Linked DNA regions of Homo sapiens: region 1 is linked to region 2. Evidence: read pairs that join two places in POLR2A ChIA-PET (ENCODE). Cell type or tissue: Caco-2. All regions are shown on one strand. Links, peaks and the distances in the headings refer to the core of each region. The heading gives the core; the rest is flanking DNA. Region 1 overlaps DLGAP1 (DLG associated protein 1). Region 2 overlaps TGIF1 (TGFB induced factor homeobox 1).

What was found. ChIA-PET counts read pairs that join two places held together with the same protein. Peaks named below come from ENCODE experiments on the same cell type or tissue, not always from the same donor. Only the 100,000 strongest peaks of a DNase experiment are listed, where the experiment ranks them.
Region 1: POLR2A ChIA-PET joins it to region 2 with 15 read pairs; 8 of 35 experiments call an interaction of 5 or more read pairs at or near these places.

What each region holds. Positions count from the first base shown.
Region 1 is chr18:3,680,155-3,688,494 of GRCh38, forward strand. All of the region lies in intron 7 of DLGAP1 (DLG associated protein 1), which reads right to left. Among named protein-coding and RNA genes, the nearest start is that of DLGAP1-AS6, 31 kb to the left of the region's middle. In Caco-2, for the core only: no CTCF peak of the experiment used is centred there; no DNase peak of the experiment used is centred there.
Region 2 is chr18:3,453,046-3,461,327 of GRCh38, forward strand. It overlaps TGIF1 (TGFB induced factor homeobox 1), which reads left to right. Exons shown (of 3, transcript NM_003244.4): 2 at 3,309-3,535; 3 at 4,320-6,933. The coding sequence ends at 4,895. Among named protein-coding and RNA genes, the nearest start is that of TGIF1, 7.0 kb to the left of the region's middle. RefSeq lists enhancers at 1-307, 2,172-2,791, 4,573-5,133. In Caco-2, for the core only: CTCF peaks have their summits at 1,848 (motif pointing left) and 2,055; DNase peaks (open chromatin) are centred at 696, 1,126, 1,836, 3,456 and 1 weaker place; H3K4me3 peaks cover 1,772 bases.

The sequences.
Region 1 (8,340 bases), core at 129-8,128, 230 kb after region 2:
AGGTGACAGGACAGCCTGGCTGGACATCTCCATCTGTCATCTCTGTTATGGTTGGGACCTCAGAAGGGAGCGAAACAAAACCAAAAGTCATTCCAAATTGCTTAGGGTTAATTGAAGGAAGCCACAGGAAGAGCAGCTATGAACTCTGTCCTCAGGGCATCCACAGAGTGTGGGGACCTGGAGAAGGAGCAGTGGCAGCCACAGGCCTGAGGGCAGAAGGAAGGGGTACAGGTGAGTACAGTGATCACAGAGTCTCAGCTTTCTGAGAAAGTCATGATTTTACCTAATCTATTCTGTTGTCAGACATGTTCTGTTCTTTAACCCTCAATGCTTAGCCATTGAAAATTTGGAGGCCGGGCGTGCTGGCTCACGCCTGTAATCCCAGCACTTTGGGAGGCTGAGGTGGGCAGATCATGGAGTCAGGAGATCAAGACCATCCTGGCTAACATGGTGAAACCCCTGTCTCTACTAAAAATACAAAAAAATTAGCTGGGCGTGATGGCGGGCACCTGTAGTCCCAGCTACTTGGGAGGCTGAGGCAGGAGAATGGCGTGAACCCGGGAGGCGGAGCTTGCAGTAAGCCGAGATCGCGCCACTGCACTCCAGCCTGGAAGACAGAGCGAGACTCCGTCTCAAAAAAAAAAAAAAAAAAGGAGGAAAAATACTGTTTGACTCATGACTCATGGTAGTGTTTTTCACAAACAAATGCTATCATTTGCACACTTGGGCCTAGGAAGAATGAAGAAGCCTGAATCTATGCTGCAAACTCTGGTTTCCACAAGCCTCGTGAAAGATGAAGAAAGAAGGCTAAGAAGGCTTCCTCCCAATGGGATGATGGTAAGTCTGAAATCCCAGTTGATCTGGTGAGATATGAAAAAGGGTGAGATAATTGTGCTGAGAAATCATCTCAGTTTACAGGCACGCACATCTTCAACACAAAATGGAGGCTGATGAGAGTTCAGTTCAATGACTGTTTCCAACACTAGAGTGGGGCTATGAATTGGCATCATCCTAGAGAAATTTCAAGTGGCTTAAGTGGACTTGAAAACAGTACTGTCCTCTCACTTTTTGTCATTTAGTTTCTTAGAGTCAGAGATAATGTCTAAAAAAGGGCATTTCTCATAATAATTTGTGACCAGGAGAATCAATAAAAAAGGATTTCCCTTGCCAGGATTTTCAGAGAGAAAACTATGCTTACAGTCCACAGAATGACAAATATTCATTGTGTGATGCTAATAAAAGTGTAAGGCATTTTAAAATTCAAGGGTATTTTCTTATAACCATCTTCTTCAAAGAACTTTGATCTCTAGTTACCTTATATGATTGAAAACAATGACTAAATGAAATGCTTGTCTCCTCCAAGAATGGAATATAAAGTATTTACATAAATCGATATTGCTGGAAAAAAATCTGCAGATTCCTTATGCTTGGGTTCACATGAAATAAGTAACTTTCTTCCCCAAAAAGCCAGCTGTGTGATTACTAAGAGACCAAGTCACATGGTTTGGATCTGTGTCCCCCTCCAAATCTCATGCTTAGTTGTAATCCCCAATGTTGAAGGTGGGGCCTTGTGGGGAGTGATTTGGTCATGGGGATGGTTTCTCGTGAATAGCTTAGCACTATCCCTTCTTGATATTGTCCTCATGATAGTGAGTGAATTCGTGTGAGATCTGGTCATTTAAAAGTGTGTGGTGGCTGGGCGCCGTGGCTCCCAGCACTTTGGGAGGCTGAGGTGGGTGGATCACTTGAGGTCAGAAGGTTGAGACCAGCCTGGCCAACATGGTGAAACCCTGTCTCTACTAAAAATACAAAAATTAGCTGGGTATGGTGGCACATGCCTGTAATCCCAGCTACTTGGGAGGCTGAGGCAGGAGAATTGCTTGAACCTGGGAAGCAGAAGTTGCAGTGAGCTGATATTGCACCACTGCACTCCAGCCTGGGTGACAGGCGAGACCCTGTCTCAAAAAAAAAAAAAATAAAAAAAAATAAAAATAACGAACGAACTAACTAATTAACTAAATAAAATAAAAGTGTGTGGCACCTCCCCCTCACACCTCACACTCCCTTGCTCCTGCTCTGGCCATGTGATGCACCTGCCCCCTCTTCACCTTCCATCATGATTGTAAGTTTCCTGAGGCCTCCCCAGAAGCTAAGCAGATGCCAGCATCATGCTTCCTGTTCAGCCTGCAGAACCAAGAGTCAATTAAACTTCTCTTCTTCATAAATTACCCAGTCTCAAGTATTCCTTTATAACAATGTGAGAATGGACTAATACACATGGCCTTTTTGGAAAAGCTCTAGATATAAAGTCTGAGGCCAGAGGTTTAGATGTGTGGTACAGAAAATACACGAGAAAAGAAGTTGGGCCCGATCCTCTCTCTGTTTCTGATTTTTATAAAGATGCTATTCATTTATGAGTCAGAAGGCCTAGATTCAAGTCCTGACTCTCTCTAAGAAGGTGTTTGGCTATGGTTAAGTTATTTTGGTCTTAGTTGTGTAATCTGTAGTGAGGCAGCTACTCTAGATGAACTCAAAGTTCCTGTCGGCTGTAGCCCTCTGAGGACTGGTGTGGGGTGTAGGCACTGGCCTCTAACTGGGTTCTAGGGAAAGCACTGATAACACAGGACTCCTAGAGCATCCTCATTATTTATAAGCATTATTTGATTGATTGAAGACTAGTATCCAAAGCTTGTTTTCTTTCTTTCTTTTTTTTTTTTTTCTGAGATGGAGTCTTGTTCTGTTGCTCAGGCTGGAGTACAGTGGCATGATCTCAGCTCACGGCAACCTCTGCCTCCCAGTTCAAGCAATTCTCCTGTCTCAGCCTCTTGAGTAGGTGGGATTACAGGCGCGTGCCCTCACGCCTGGCTAACTTTTGTATTTTTAGTAGAGTTGGGGGTTTCACCATGTTGGCCAGGCTGGTCTCGAACTCCTGACCTCATGATCCACCCGCCTCAGCCTCCCAAAATGTTGGGATTACAGGTGTGAGCCACCGCACCCGGCCATATCCAAAACTTTGAGGAAGAAAATCCATTGAGTGGTATGTTTCCTACTGAGTGCTCTTACTGATCAGTTACAGAGAAGGAGCTGATGGTAGATGAAATCAGGTGAGAAAAGGTCAAACATCAAGAGAACACATCAAGAGATGTAGAACACATCAAGAGATCAATTTAGTATCTCTTTATAATAAACAACCCAAACCAAAAATACCAACAATATATAAGCAAGAACTGTTCTGATACAATCCTGTAAAAATAGCTTTATTAAAACCTAGCCTGAAGTTTTACAGAGAAAAGATTAGACTTAGAAAGCCTCCAAATCTATCAAGAGAGAAACTTTTTTTTTAAAATCTCTATTTGGGATGATAGACGATGCATTTCAGTTTCAGAGAACCAGCTAAAAACCAAGGATGAAATAATAAGTGCTCAAGTGGGCTAGAAATAAATATAGCTGCTGTTTTCCCTATATGAGGGATGTGCAGCAGTAATGAGGCTCAGACAAAGGATTATCATCATAGAGAGGAAATGAGGCATTAAGCAAATAATTAAAGAGTATTAAATCATCTCAGAACACTTGTAAGACTGTAAAAGGCAAACATCGTTAGCAGTATTGTTGAGAAATGATGGTAAGAAAAAGGAAAGGAAATACAGTTAGTGTTTGGGAGGGAGTGTGGTATTGCGATCTCTTACTAGAGGTATGTTTTTTGGGAAATCACTTACTCTTCAAGATTCTTAATTTTTTCATCTTAATGAAAAAATTTCATCTTGCTCTTAAGATGGAGCAAGTAATATCTCCCTCACTGGGGGGACACGAGGATTAAATAAGGGCACAGAGAACTGGTTCTGAGACATTAAGCCGTCAGTAAGTGGTGCCTATTGTTATTCAGGAACAGAAACAAGGTGATGTTTGATCCAGCTAGTTAAATAGCTGTATTCTATCACTGATACAAAAAATGCACTCTAGGAGAGATGACAGCTCGTTAAAGTACCATATATTTATAATATGATTGGGTAAGGTTTTTTTTTTTTAATTAAAATTTTTTTTCCTTTTCTTTTTGAGACAAGGTCTCACTCTGTCCCCCAGGAGGGAGTGCAGTGGTGCAATCACAGCTCACTGCAGCCTCATCCTCTCGGGCTCAAGCAATTCTCCCACCTCAGACTCCTGAGTAGTTGGGACTACAAGGATGCACCACCATGCCTGGCTAATTTTTTTTTTTTTTTTTTTTTTTAGCACAGATGGAGTCCTGCTATATTGCCCAGGCTGGTCTTGAACTCTTGAGCTCGGGTAATCCTCCTGCCTCAGCCTCCCAAAGTGCTGGGATGAAAGATGTGAGCCACCACACCTGGCCAAGATGTTTTTATTTAAGCCATACTGCTTTGAAAATTAGTGATCTTCCACTTTCATTGCATGAATCATTCACAACAGGAAAAGCAATTCACCCAAGATTCTACTATTCCAATGCTATAGGAACTAATCCTCTATAAGAAGTGAAAGAAGAAAAGACAACGGGGTTGGGGCACCCCTTCAGGGCAGTTGCGGTGTTCACTGACAGAGACTAGGCAAAACCTGGGAGGGAGGGTCTTTCTCTACAGGAGAAAAATTGCAGAGATTCTGATGAAACAGGAAAAAAAATGTCACTTAGACCACACCTGTATGTAAAAGGTCATCATTAGCCATCAACATTGCAACCAAAATCGTGTAAGGAGGGAAGGCAGCATAGTTTAGTAACTTATTTGATAAAGTCAAACAAGGATTTGCATACAGTGAAAATTTTCTAAGGATTGTTCAAATGAAAAGCTGAAAACAGTAATCCTGTATTGGGTATTCCTTTTAGTAGCCACAACTTAATGTTTGGCATTATTTATAAAGCGCTAATTTTCCCCTGTAAACATTTGGAATAAAAATATTGAGTATTGCTGAGAAGCCTGCATTACCTTGTAAAAAATAAGCATATCTTCCATGCTTCTTGATTTTAGTTATTGCCTTAATAAGGTTTTTTGGTAAATGTATCACATGGTAAAAAGTGGATTTAAGCATGATATATCAGCAACCAAGAGAAAGGAGCACGACATGGAGCAAGGTGTCTTTCTCTAGTATTAAGTGTCTCATGGTAAAAATCCAAAGATGGGGCCTGGTGTGGTGGCTCATGCCTATAATCCCAGCACTTTGGGAGGCCAAGGCGGGTGGACCACTTGAGGTCAGGAGATCGAGACCATCCTGGCTAACACAGTGAAACCCCGTCTCTACTAAAAAATACAAAAAATTAGCCGGGTGTGGTGGCGGGCACCTATGGTCCCAGCTACTTGGGAGGCTGAGGCAGGAGAATGGCGTGAACCCGGGAGGCAGAACTTGCAGTGAGCCGAGATTGCGCCACTGCACTCCAGCCTGGGCGACAGAGCGAGATTCCGTCTCAAAAAAAAAAAAAAAAAAAAAAAAAAAATCCAGAGACGGTACCCTTTAATTATTTATTTATTTTGTAGAGATGGGGATCTCACTGTGTTGACCAGGCTGGTCTCAAACTTCTGGCCTTAAGCAATCCTCCTGCATTGGCTCCCCAAAGTGCTGGGAATGCCATGAGCCACTGTGCCCAGCCCAAGATGCTACCCTTTAAATCCTCATTATAAGACAAGAATAAACCAAGAAACCTAGGAGCACATTGTATAATCAAACACAATTGCTCTTCAAGGCCCGTGCCATCATATAATGATACAGTAGCAAAATTTAGAAAGGGAATGCTGTAGGCCGGAGGCAGTGGCTCATGCCTGGAATCCCAGCACTTTGGGAGGCCAAGGCAGGAGGATCACCTGATGTCAGGAGTTCGAGACCAGCCTGGCCAACATGATGAGAGCCCGTCTCTACTAAAAATACAGAAAAATTTAATTGGGCATGGTGGCACGTGCCTGTAATCCCAGCTACTTGGGAGGCTGAGGCAGGAGAATCATGTGAACCCAGGAGGCAATGTTGCTGTGAGCTGAGATTGTGCCACTACACTCCAGCCTGGGTGACAGAGGAGACTCCATTTCAAAACAAACAAACAAACAAACAAACAGAATAAACTAAAATAAATAAATAAAATGAAAATAGAAAGAGAATGCTGTGTAAGGGTATTTCTTGGAAACCTGACTGCTTTGATCAAGTATGACACCCTTTCAAAAAGCACTAGGAATCCCTAACAGATTCCTTCAATTAAGGAATCATGGGGGAAGGTTGTTTAGACAGCTCTTGTTTTGAGAACTGTAGCAAAGCACACTGTTAACAGAATTAACAGCATTATTTAAAGACTATGTTGGTTATGATAATAATAAATATTGCATATTTTTATTCAGTTTATATATTGTAGGGCAAAGACAGTGTTCCCTTATATCAATGCTGTGCATAGCAATGGGGGCTCTGTACAAAGATGTTTCTTTCCTGAGATTTTTTCTTTTGTCTTGTGCATTTTCACTATTGAACAAGAGACTTTAGTTGCCCCAGGAAGTGAAGAGATCTAGCCTAGATCAAAGAAATCATTGGTCAGGTTCTCAGTTGACTTTTAAAATCTATAAAGTAGGGTGCATACCACATGCCCTCCAAGAGTGAGTAGGAAGGTGGGATCCTGCACATAGAACAGATGTTCTAGAACAGATGTCAGAGGCTCTGTGGGAGGCAGAATAATGCCCCTCCCCCAGAGATACATAAGTTCTAATCCTGGAACCTATAAATATTATCTTATCTGGCCAAAGGGTCTTTGCAGAACTGATTAAGGATCCTGAGGTGGTGAGATTATCCCGGATTATTAGGGTGGGCCTAATGTCATCATGGGGTCCTTGTAAGTGGAGGGGGAGTCAGAGTGTTGCAGGCTAAGAAAGACTCAGTGAACCATTGCTGGCTTTGAAGATGGAAGGGGCCAACAGCCAAGGAATGTGGGTGGCCTCTAGAAACTGGAAAAGACAAGGAAATGGATTCTTCCCAAGAGATTCCAGAAGGAGCAGAGTCCTGCTGACATCTTAATTTTAGCCTGGTGAGACCTGTATCGGACTTCTGACATTTCAGAATTCCAAGATGATAAATATGTGTTCATCTAAGTCACCAAGTTTATTACAGCAGCCATAAGAAGTGAATACAGGCACTCTCTCTTACACTTTTGTATTCAGTTCACTTTGAGGTGCTTCAGCCTGTGGGTGCCCAGGTAGGAGGCTTTTCTGATTATATGATCTAGTTTTCTCTGAATTAGCTTCATGAAATGGACAGATGGTGTAAAAGAATTAACGATAATACCAATAATGTAAGCATACGCCAACAACATAATAAAATGTTGACTTGCTTTGATATAGCTCTTCATTAATTACTTTATAAACATGATGATGATCTTATCAGATCTGACAAGAAATTGGCTTACAAATTTAAAATCCTTGAGAATTTTGAAGAACATTTACTCTTTAAAATGAAGAACTAAGTCTTAATATATGAAGCTTTATTAACTAATTATATATAGTCATCACAATGGAAAAGTACTTTCAGAAATACTTGAAGATATAGCTATGAACTTAAAAACAATAACTTGCAAAAGTGTATACAGGACTTTCATAGAAAAAACTCAGAACTCAATGCCAAAAAAATAAGCAAAACAAATTTTATACCAGGAAGTGCAGTATGTATATAGAATGTAAAAAGGGCCGAAGTAAACAAATGACCAACCTATAACATTGAAAGAGAAATTCTGACCAAACAATAGCTTTATAATAATGAGTATAATTATCCCAATCCTCAGAGACTGTTTTTTTTTTTTTTTTTGAGACAGGGTCTCGCTCTGTCACCCAGGCTGGAGTGCAGTGGTGCGATCACGGCTCACTGCAACCTCTGCCTTCCAGGTTCAACTGATTCTCCTGCCTCAGCCTCCCGAGTAGCTGGAATTACAGGCATGCACCACCACGCCCAGCTAATTTTTGTATTTTGTTTTAGTAGAGACGCGGTTTCACCATGTTGGCCAGGCTGGTCTTGAATTTCTGACCTCAGGGGATCCAACGGCCTCGGCCTCCCAAAGTGCTGGGATTACAGGTGTGAGCCACCGCACCCGGCCCAGAGACTGTTTTAAAATTTAATCACAAGATAATTCTTTCTCATCTAAAATGGATATAGTTAATGGTTATCAAATGTGAATTTCTTGATTCATATGAAAGAATCTGTATGACTTAAAACCAGACAAAGATGTGAGATACAAAGTAGAAATCCAGCCCTCTAAAGGGAAGCAGAGGGCAGTTACCTTCAAAGATGGAAGGGATGCAACCCTTGAGGCATCTTGGCACCCTAAGGGAAAGATCAGTGAAATGCTGAAAAATTATTAAAAAAAAACAAAAGAAAAAT
Region 2 (8,282 bases), core at 1-8,000:
GGATTTGGTGGCTTGAGTGTTCAATGCCTGTTGCTTCTCCCAAGGAGATACTGATTTTTTTTTTCTTTTGTTCCTGGAGACCGGGTCTGGCTATGTTGCCCAGGCTGGTCTCGAACTCCTGGGCTCAAGAAATCCTCTCGCCTTGGCCTCCCAAAGTTCTGGGATTACAGGCAAGAGACATTGCTCCCAGCTCAAAGGAGAACTTCTGGTCAGGAAACTTGTTGAGTTAAATTTGCTTTTTCCTAATTGTGCATCTCGACTTTTCCCATCAATCTTATTTCTAGAGTCTCTTCACAACCGGTGTCTCCCTGCCTCCCTGTCTCATGATGTTACCGAGCTATTCAGAAAAGAAAGTGCAGGGCTGGGCGCGGTGGTTCACGCCTGTAATCCCAGCACTTTGGGAGGCCTAGGCGAGCAGATCATCTGAGGTCGGGAGTTCGAGACCAGCCTGACCAACATGGAGAAACCCCGTCTCTCCTAAAAACACAAAATTAGCCGGGCGTGGTGGCTTTTGCCTGTAATCCCAGCTATTCGGGAGGCTGAGGCAAGAGAATCGCTTGAACCCTGGAGGCGGAGGCTGCGGTGAGCCGAGGTTGCGGCATTGCACTCCAGCCTGGGTGACAAGAGCGAAACTCTGTCTCAAAAAAAAAAAAAAAAAAAAAAGAACGTGCAGGAACAAGGTCGCTGCTTAGGGCGGTGGGATCCTCAGGCCATGTTGTGGCTTTCTCCACAACATTTCCTTGTATGTGGATAGCGTGAAAGAAGCTTGTGATCCTGCCCCCACCCTCCCCACCGCCACATTTTTTAAAGTGTAAGCAAAGCAAGACGTTTGGAAACAAGTCTTAACCGGGAAACTTTTCAAAAGCGCTGTTACAATAGGAAATGAGTAAGGAGGAAAAAAGTCTTTGTTTTTCCAAGCTGAGCCACAACTAGGAGGGAGAGTTTTAATGAAAACAGTCCTGACAGCAGCAAACGTGGTTTTACTGCAGTGAAATATCAGCTGGCGTAGCCAAGGCACTGAAGTCTTAACTTCCTGTTACTTCAGCTTTTGTGCACATATTGGAAATATTTGTTAAGAGTTCCAGAGGTCTGGCATTCATTTATTTAAATGAACTGAGAACAGAGTAAAGTCGCGCTGCAGTTTGGTGTTGCTTAACTGAAACCTGCTTTTGTGTGTCACTAACCTATTCTGAAAGATCAGGCTTCTTGTCAAACTAGGCAAGCAGATCAAAGGGCAGCCTTCAGGGGCTTTTTTTGTTTCAAACTCTTTGTGATTACCAACTTACAGTTGGGAATTCACTGTTCAATGAGCAAATTTTCACACTTTTTCTAGATTAAAAAAAGGAAGGAGATAATAGCCTTGAGAAGAATGTCTGGCTTTTCAGACGTTGGAGAGTTTAAACAAATTGCTTTATTCAAATTTGCTTTAGTCATTTAATTAACTTAACACTTTTTTTAAAAGTTCGATTTCTTTAATTATTAAAGCCAATGTGAGACAGGAACTCAGCTATAATTTCTTTAAGCTATTTTATTAATAGTTCTTCACCCAAATTTCAATATAGGTTTTGAAAGTCTCATCTTGCCAATAGTGAAAGTAGTTTCAGTTTTAAATGGGCACTTTTAAAAACCTTTTTAAAAACTTAAATCATCAGGGGAGGGGAATTTCAAATACATGGCAGTTAAAACTTAGGATTCTTGTGCAGTTTATTTGTAGCTGTTTGTTAAGCTGTGAGCTAAAGTGAATTTGCAAGATCATCCACCTCTTTGTTAGAACTTTACTTTGTCTTTGGAGAGTTCTGCCTTTTGTAGGAATACCCTGCAGCACCTTCTGCCCCCTGCAGTCCAAAACTAAAAATGTGTCACCAAGTCAGAGTCATTAAAAGGGTGGGAAAAATTCCTTTAAAAAACACGGTGTTTAGCTTAAGAGGAATATTCCGTGTTTATTTCCTGTCAAGGGGAACTGGCTCAATTAAGGTCAAGTCATATTTTCAACCAAAATTACATACTACAGAGGAAAGAAAGCATACAAAGCTAAAAATGCTTACCTTTACATTTTTGTTATTTTAATTACTTCCCCTAATATAGAAGTACTGATTTTTTTCAAGCATGCCATTGTTTGTAATTCATTTCTGTTTTTAAGATTCTAGATTGTCTACAAGCAAAAGAATGTATTTCTTTAGTCATTCGGAGTAGCCTGCTGTAGTTTTTGAAAGGTGGAATTAATAGCGTTTGTTATTTAATTTTTTTTAAGTTCAGAATGATGTTTAAATATCTGTAAAGGCCAGTTCTGGAGCTTTATTGAACCCCGTCCATCTGTGATTTAAATATTCTCTATGGCTTGTGAATTCTTAAAATTTCTGGCAGGATTAAAGTACTTACAGCCAAAAGAGCTTCCTCTGGGGCTTGCATATTCAGTTTCCTTTGTCATGTAATCATTTAAGACTGAACTCTGCTTATTGATATGTAGTATTCTATTCTAGGTTGAGCTCAAACTGGTAGCTGAAATTTAGGAGACATTTTTAATTCATTTAGTATTAGGCATCTTTTGACCTTACTAAAGTACCAGTAGTAGAAAAATATTTTTGTGTGATGAAACTGAAAACATCAGTGGTCGTATTTAATAAAAGGTGACTAGTACTGCCCATTTAAAGTAGGTGTCTAACTTTGAATAAATGTGGATAGCAATGAATAAGAAATGACCATGCATGGTGTTAGCAGAAAATTTTAACATGTGTTTTACCTTTAGAATACTAACTGGGTTCAGCGTAGTATGTAATTTTCCTTCCTTATATCCATGAAAAAAAATGTACGAGTGCTCCCTTTCATTTCAAACCTTCAGTAGAGGAAGGAGGAAGAGTAGCATTTAAAATGTACATTAGGACTGGTTAGGTTGCTTTTCCTAGTTAGCACTGATCTTAGAAAGAAGGTTGGTAGGCATATTCCAACTGCCACAGCACCCTTCCTGTTTCAAATGTGGCAGGTTATTCATTTTGGGTGCAGTTTGTCTCCTCCAATGATTAGACGAAAGAGTTTTCTGACCATCATTCAAAAGGAATGTGAGAAGTTAATGAATCCTAGAGGAAAGCGGCTGAGAAAAGGCATCTGGCATTTGGTTGAGAGCCTCCTATGTGGTGCTAGTCAAACTACTTTTACTTGGACCCTGAATTCAGGACAGAAAACACTGCTCCTTCTCCTCGCTCTCAGTTGTTGGGAAAGCATGGTTACATTGAATGGTCAGCGTTAAGTGAGCTTTGCAATAGTTGCTGTGCTTATAAAGCAACTGACAACTGGCCCTTGTCCTTTCCTAGGTATTGTTGCAGCATCTGGCAGTGAGACTGAGGATGAGGACAGCATGGACATTCCCTTGGACCTTTCTTCATCCGCTGGCTCAGGCAAGAGAAGGAGAAGGGGCAACCTACCCAAGGAGTCTGTGCAGATTCTTCGGGATTGGCTGTATGAGCACCGTTACAATGCCTATCCTTCAGAGCAAGAAAAAGCGTTGCTGTCCCAGCAAACACACCTGTCTACGCTACAGGTAAAGAAAGAGAGCGTGAGGTTTATGGATGCATTTTTAGTTTCAAAGTCATTTTATGGCATTCCTGTGTGTCAAGTCATTAAGCTCCTTGCCACTCAAAGACAGAAGGAATATCTTTTTATTGTAAACTTGATAGTGTTAAAAGCTAATAACTAGCTATTTAGAGAACACAGAAACACTTGACAGTCATCTATCAGATAGCATTTCCTTTAATGCCTAAAAGAACCTTCCTTTATGCAACAGACATTAAAAGGAGGTTAAACCTTACTCTATTGTCCAGGAAACTGGTTTGATATTTAAACAAGGACGACTTCAGTGAGGTAATTCATGTTATGTCTGTTGACACAGTCATTTGAACTGGGAAAAATCAGTTACTGGGAGGAGTGGCCCTTTTCATAAGGAGAGGTTTTCCTGTAGTTGATTAACTTAAATGTTGGGGCAGTAGGTGATAGGTTAAAATGGGGAGAGTTAAAAAGTAAACCTCTCTCTCAAATCATTTTTAAGCATTTGAGATTGTATGTCTTTTTCTTCGTCCTGAAAAGGTTTAAGTATGAAGAGACAAAAAAGGAAATTTGTATTAGAAACTAGAAGGCTTATGACAGGTGGTAGCTTGCTTTCTTGGCGGAGCTCAGATACCTTGAAATAACATTGTAAATTCAGATAAGGCTTTTCATGCTTTCTTTAATTCAGAGAGCAAGATCAATTAGGTACCCCATAGAACATTCTCAGAACCCGTTGGCTGAGTGAATGAGGAAAATGTTAAAGCGTACCGATATGATTTCAGGTCTGTAACTGGTTCATCAACGCCCGCCGCAGGCTCCTCCCTGACATGCTGAGAAAGGATGGCAAAGATCCAAATCAGTTCACAATTTCCCGCCGTGGGGCCAAGATTTCTGAAACGAGCTCTGTGGAGTCCGTGATGGGCATCAAAAACTTCATGCCAGCTCTAGAGGAGACCCCATTTCATTCCTGTACAGCTGGGCCAAACCCAACCCTAGGGAGGCCACTGTCTCCTAAGCCGTCATCCCCGGGATCAGTTTTGGCTCGTCCATCAGTGATCTGCCATACCACTGTGACTGCATTGAAAGATGTCCCTTTCTCTCTCTGCCAGTCGGTCGGTGTGGGACAAAACACAGATATACAGCAGATAGCGGCCAAAAACTTCACAGACACCTCTCTCATGTACCCAGAGGACACTTGTAAATCTGGACCAAGTACGAATACACAGAGTGGTCTTTTCAACACTCCTCCCCCTACTCCACCGGACCTCAACCAGGACTTCAGTGGATTTCAGCTTCTAGTGGATGTTGCACTCAAACGGGCTGCAGAGATGGAGCTTCAGGCAAAACTTACAGCTTAACCCATTTTCAAGCAAAACAGTTCTCAGAAATGTCATGATTGCCGGGGTGAAGGCAAGAGATGAATTGCATTATTTTATATATTTTTTATTAATATTTGCACATGGGATTGCTAAAACAGCTTCCTGTTACTGAGATGTCTTCAATGGAATACAGTCATTCCAAGAACTATAAACTTAAAGCTACTGTAGAAACAAAGGGTTTTCTTTTTTAAATGTTTCTTGGTAGATTATTCATAATGTGAGATGGTTCCCAATATCATGTGATTTTTTTTTTCCTCCCCTTCCCTTTTTTTGTTATTTTTTCAGACTGTGCAATACTTAGAGAACCTATAGCATCTTCTCATTCCCATGTGGAACAGGATGCCCACATACTGTCTAATTAATAAATTTTCCATTTTTTTTCAAACAAGTATGAATCTAGTTGGTTGATGCCTTTTTTTTCATGACATAATAAAGTATTTTCTTTAAAAATTGTTGTAATTCAGAGTATTTCTGTTGAGGGAGGTGCTTCTTAAAAATAAGTAGGAATATAGCACCCCAGTGAGCAGGAAGCTGGGGGGGTAGGGTGCAGTGTTAGGGGGTGTCACCAGCTCTTTGAAAACCTGTGGACAACAAGCCAGTTTGCATAAACAGGATGTGTGATATTTACTCTTGATAGGAGGCATAGCAGGCCCTTAGAGCTTTACTTAAACTGCATGGCAAATTGAAATGAATCATTTTAGTGTTTAGCTAGCCACTAAATCCCTTGCTGATCTGTCCTGCGTAGTTTAAAACGTGGCCATGTTATAAAGAAAAGTCTTGAAGCATCCGGTTATTGCTGAGTTTTCAGAAGAAAACAACGCAAGCAATCTCTTGCCCTTTTTCCACGTTACCCTTTAAAATAACCTTTGTTCAGTGGTACATTTAGTTAAGGCATTTGTATTCAAATGTAGCATAGTATTTGCAGAGAAATTACCTTTTAAAACATCTCAAAAGTGTTTTCTAAAATGATGAAATAAACGGTGGGGTTCTGTCTATGGTGGGATTGTCAGTTTATTAGGTGAGTATTTTCCAAGGTCTCAGTTTGTGAAAAAATGGTGCTATGTACAAGTGGAGTTTGTTGGGATAGACAATCACTTACAAAGCCCAGATGGCCAGAAGGGAATTGGTGTTGCTCCTTTCACTTGTATGGTTGAGCAGATTTGTCACATGCCACAAAACCATTCTTTGTAGTCATGCTTAGTATGAGCTTGCTTTGTTGTTACGGTCATGTTCTTTCCAGCCCTGCCCCAGCTATGAATTGTCTAAGTGTGAGGGAGCATCAGAGCTTCAGTATTGTTTAAAGAATGTAGAAAAATACAAATTTGTCTAATTTTGAAACTATTTTAGAAAGTCCCTACTGTAGAAAGAGCTAAACTCAAAGACTTTCCTTGTAAGTGAAAGAAAAAAACTGCTGATGATTACCAAGAGGCGTAAGAAAATTAGGTGAGGGAATGTTGTGCTCTAGCCTGTGGGGTGCAGCTTCGTAGGGCACATCAGCTTAGAATGGTCTGGCCTCACCTCAGAGAGTCACAGAAATAGACAAAAACCCAAAAAGTACTAGTAAAGTAAATACAAGGAACAAAATAAACATTAATAAAAATGAATGACGCAAAGGTGATCCAGAATCATTACTTGCTCCAACAGCTAGATCAAAGGCTGAACATTTTGCTTTAGTATAGATGAGGGAAATGAGCAAGTCCTAAAAGGTTTGCCCTGTTACGGTGTTTCATCACTCATACTGGAAGGAGAAGGAAAGGAGCCATATGACTCATTTAAAAGAAAAACTGTAAGTCACCTTAAATTCCCTATGTTTTACTTCATTTTTTCCCTATTGAGGTTGTTACAGGTCATGGTTGATAATAGTTGGTGTTGAATGAATGTAATCCATTATTTAAAAACAGGTACATTTAAGTGAAAAGATAAATGTAAAAAGCTGTTCATATCAAAGCCAAATAGAAATGATTTTTATGCTTATAATTTACATGGTGCAATATATCTTTTTAATTTGTTTACTTTTCACCTATTTGTGTTTTTGAAGTTCATCCCATAGCATATAGTTTGGGTCTTGCTTTTTTATTTAGTCTAATGATCTCTGCCTTTTACTTAGCATTTGTCAATTTACATTTACTGTAATTATTGATATGTTTAGATTGAGTTTACCATTTGGCTTTTTTCTTTGCTCCTCTTTTCCTGCCTTCTTTCAGGTTGAATATTTTTATTATATATCATTATATCATTATTATTATATATTATATATCATATATTAAGATATATGAGAATATCAGCATTCTCATATATATAATGTCTTTTTCTCTGATTTTGTTTTAATTTCTCTTTTTAAAAAAGTATTCTTTTTTTTTTTTTTTTTTTGAGACGGGGTCTCGCTCTGTCACCCAGGCTGGAGTGCAGTGGCGTGATCTTGGCTCACTGCAACCTCCACCTCCTGGGTTCAAGGGATTCTTGTGACTCAGCCTCCCAAGTAGCTGAGATTACAGGCATGCACCACCATGCCAGGCTAATTTTTTTGTATTTTTAGTAGAGATGGGATTTCGCCATGTTGCCCAGGTTGGTCTTGAACTCCTGGCCTCAAGTGAATTGCCCTCCTCAGACTCCCAAAGTGCTGGGGTTACAGATGTGAGCCACCAAGCCTGGCCTATTTTTATAGATTTAGGGGGTACAAGTACAGTTTTGTGTTTTAATTTTTCTATTGGTTTATAAACTATACACCATATTTTTAAAATGGTTCTTCTAGGTATTACAGCATACATCTTTGACCTACTACCATCCACTTAGGGTTAATATGATACAGCTTCATAAAATACAGAACCTTGGAACAGTATAGTTCCATTCACCCTCTCCTCTCTTCCTTGGTTTTTCACATATATTACAGCTACATACATAATAAACGCAACAGTACGATGCTATCATTTTCACTTAAAACAAGCGTCATTTAAATGATTAAGAGAAAAAAGAATGTATCTTTTATATTTGCCAAACATTGACCATTTCTGATGTTCTTCATTGTCTCCTATAGATTTGAGTGACATCTGAGGTCTTTCCTTTTCAGCTTGAATGATTTCTTTGAGAACTGTAGTCCAGTGACAAGTTTAGGCTCATTGAAACGCTTTGAAAATGAGTTCATGGAAAATGACTTTATTTCACTTTAATCTTTGAAGGATCATTTCACTGATGGGGAATTCTGGGTTGATAGCTTTTTTTCTTACAGCACTTGGCAGGCATTTATTGTCTTTTGGCCTCCATTGTTTCTGATGAGACATCAGCTGTCATTTGTATCATTCTCATAAATATAATGTCTTTCTCTGGCTGTCTTATTTTTGAATTTCAGCAGTGTCACTAAAATATGCC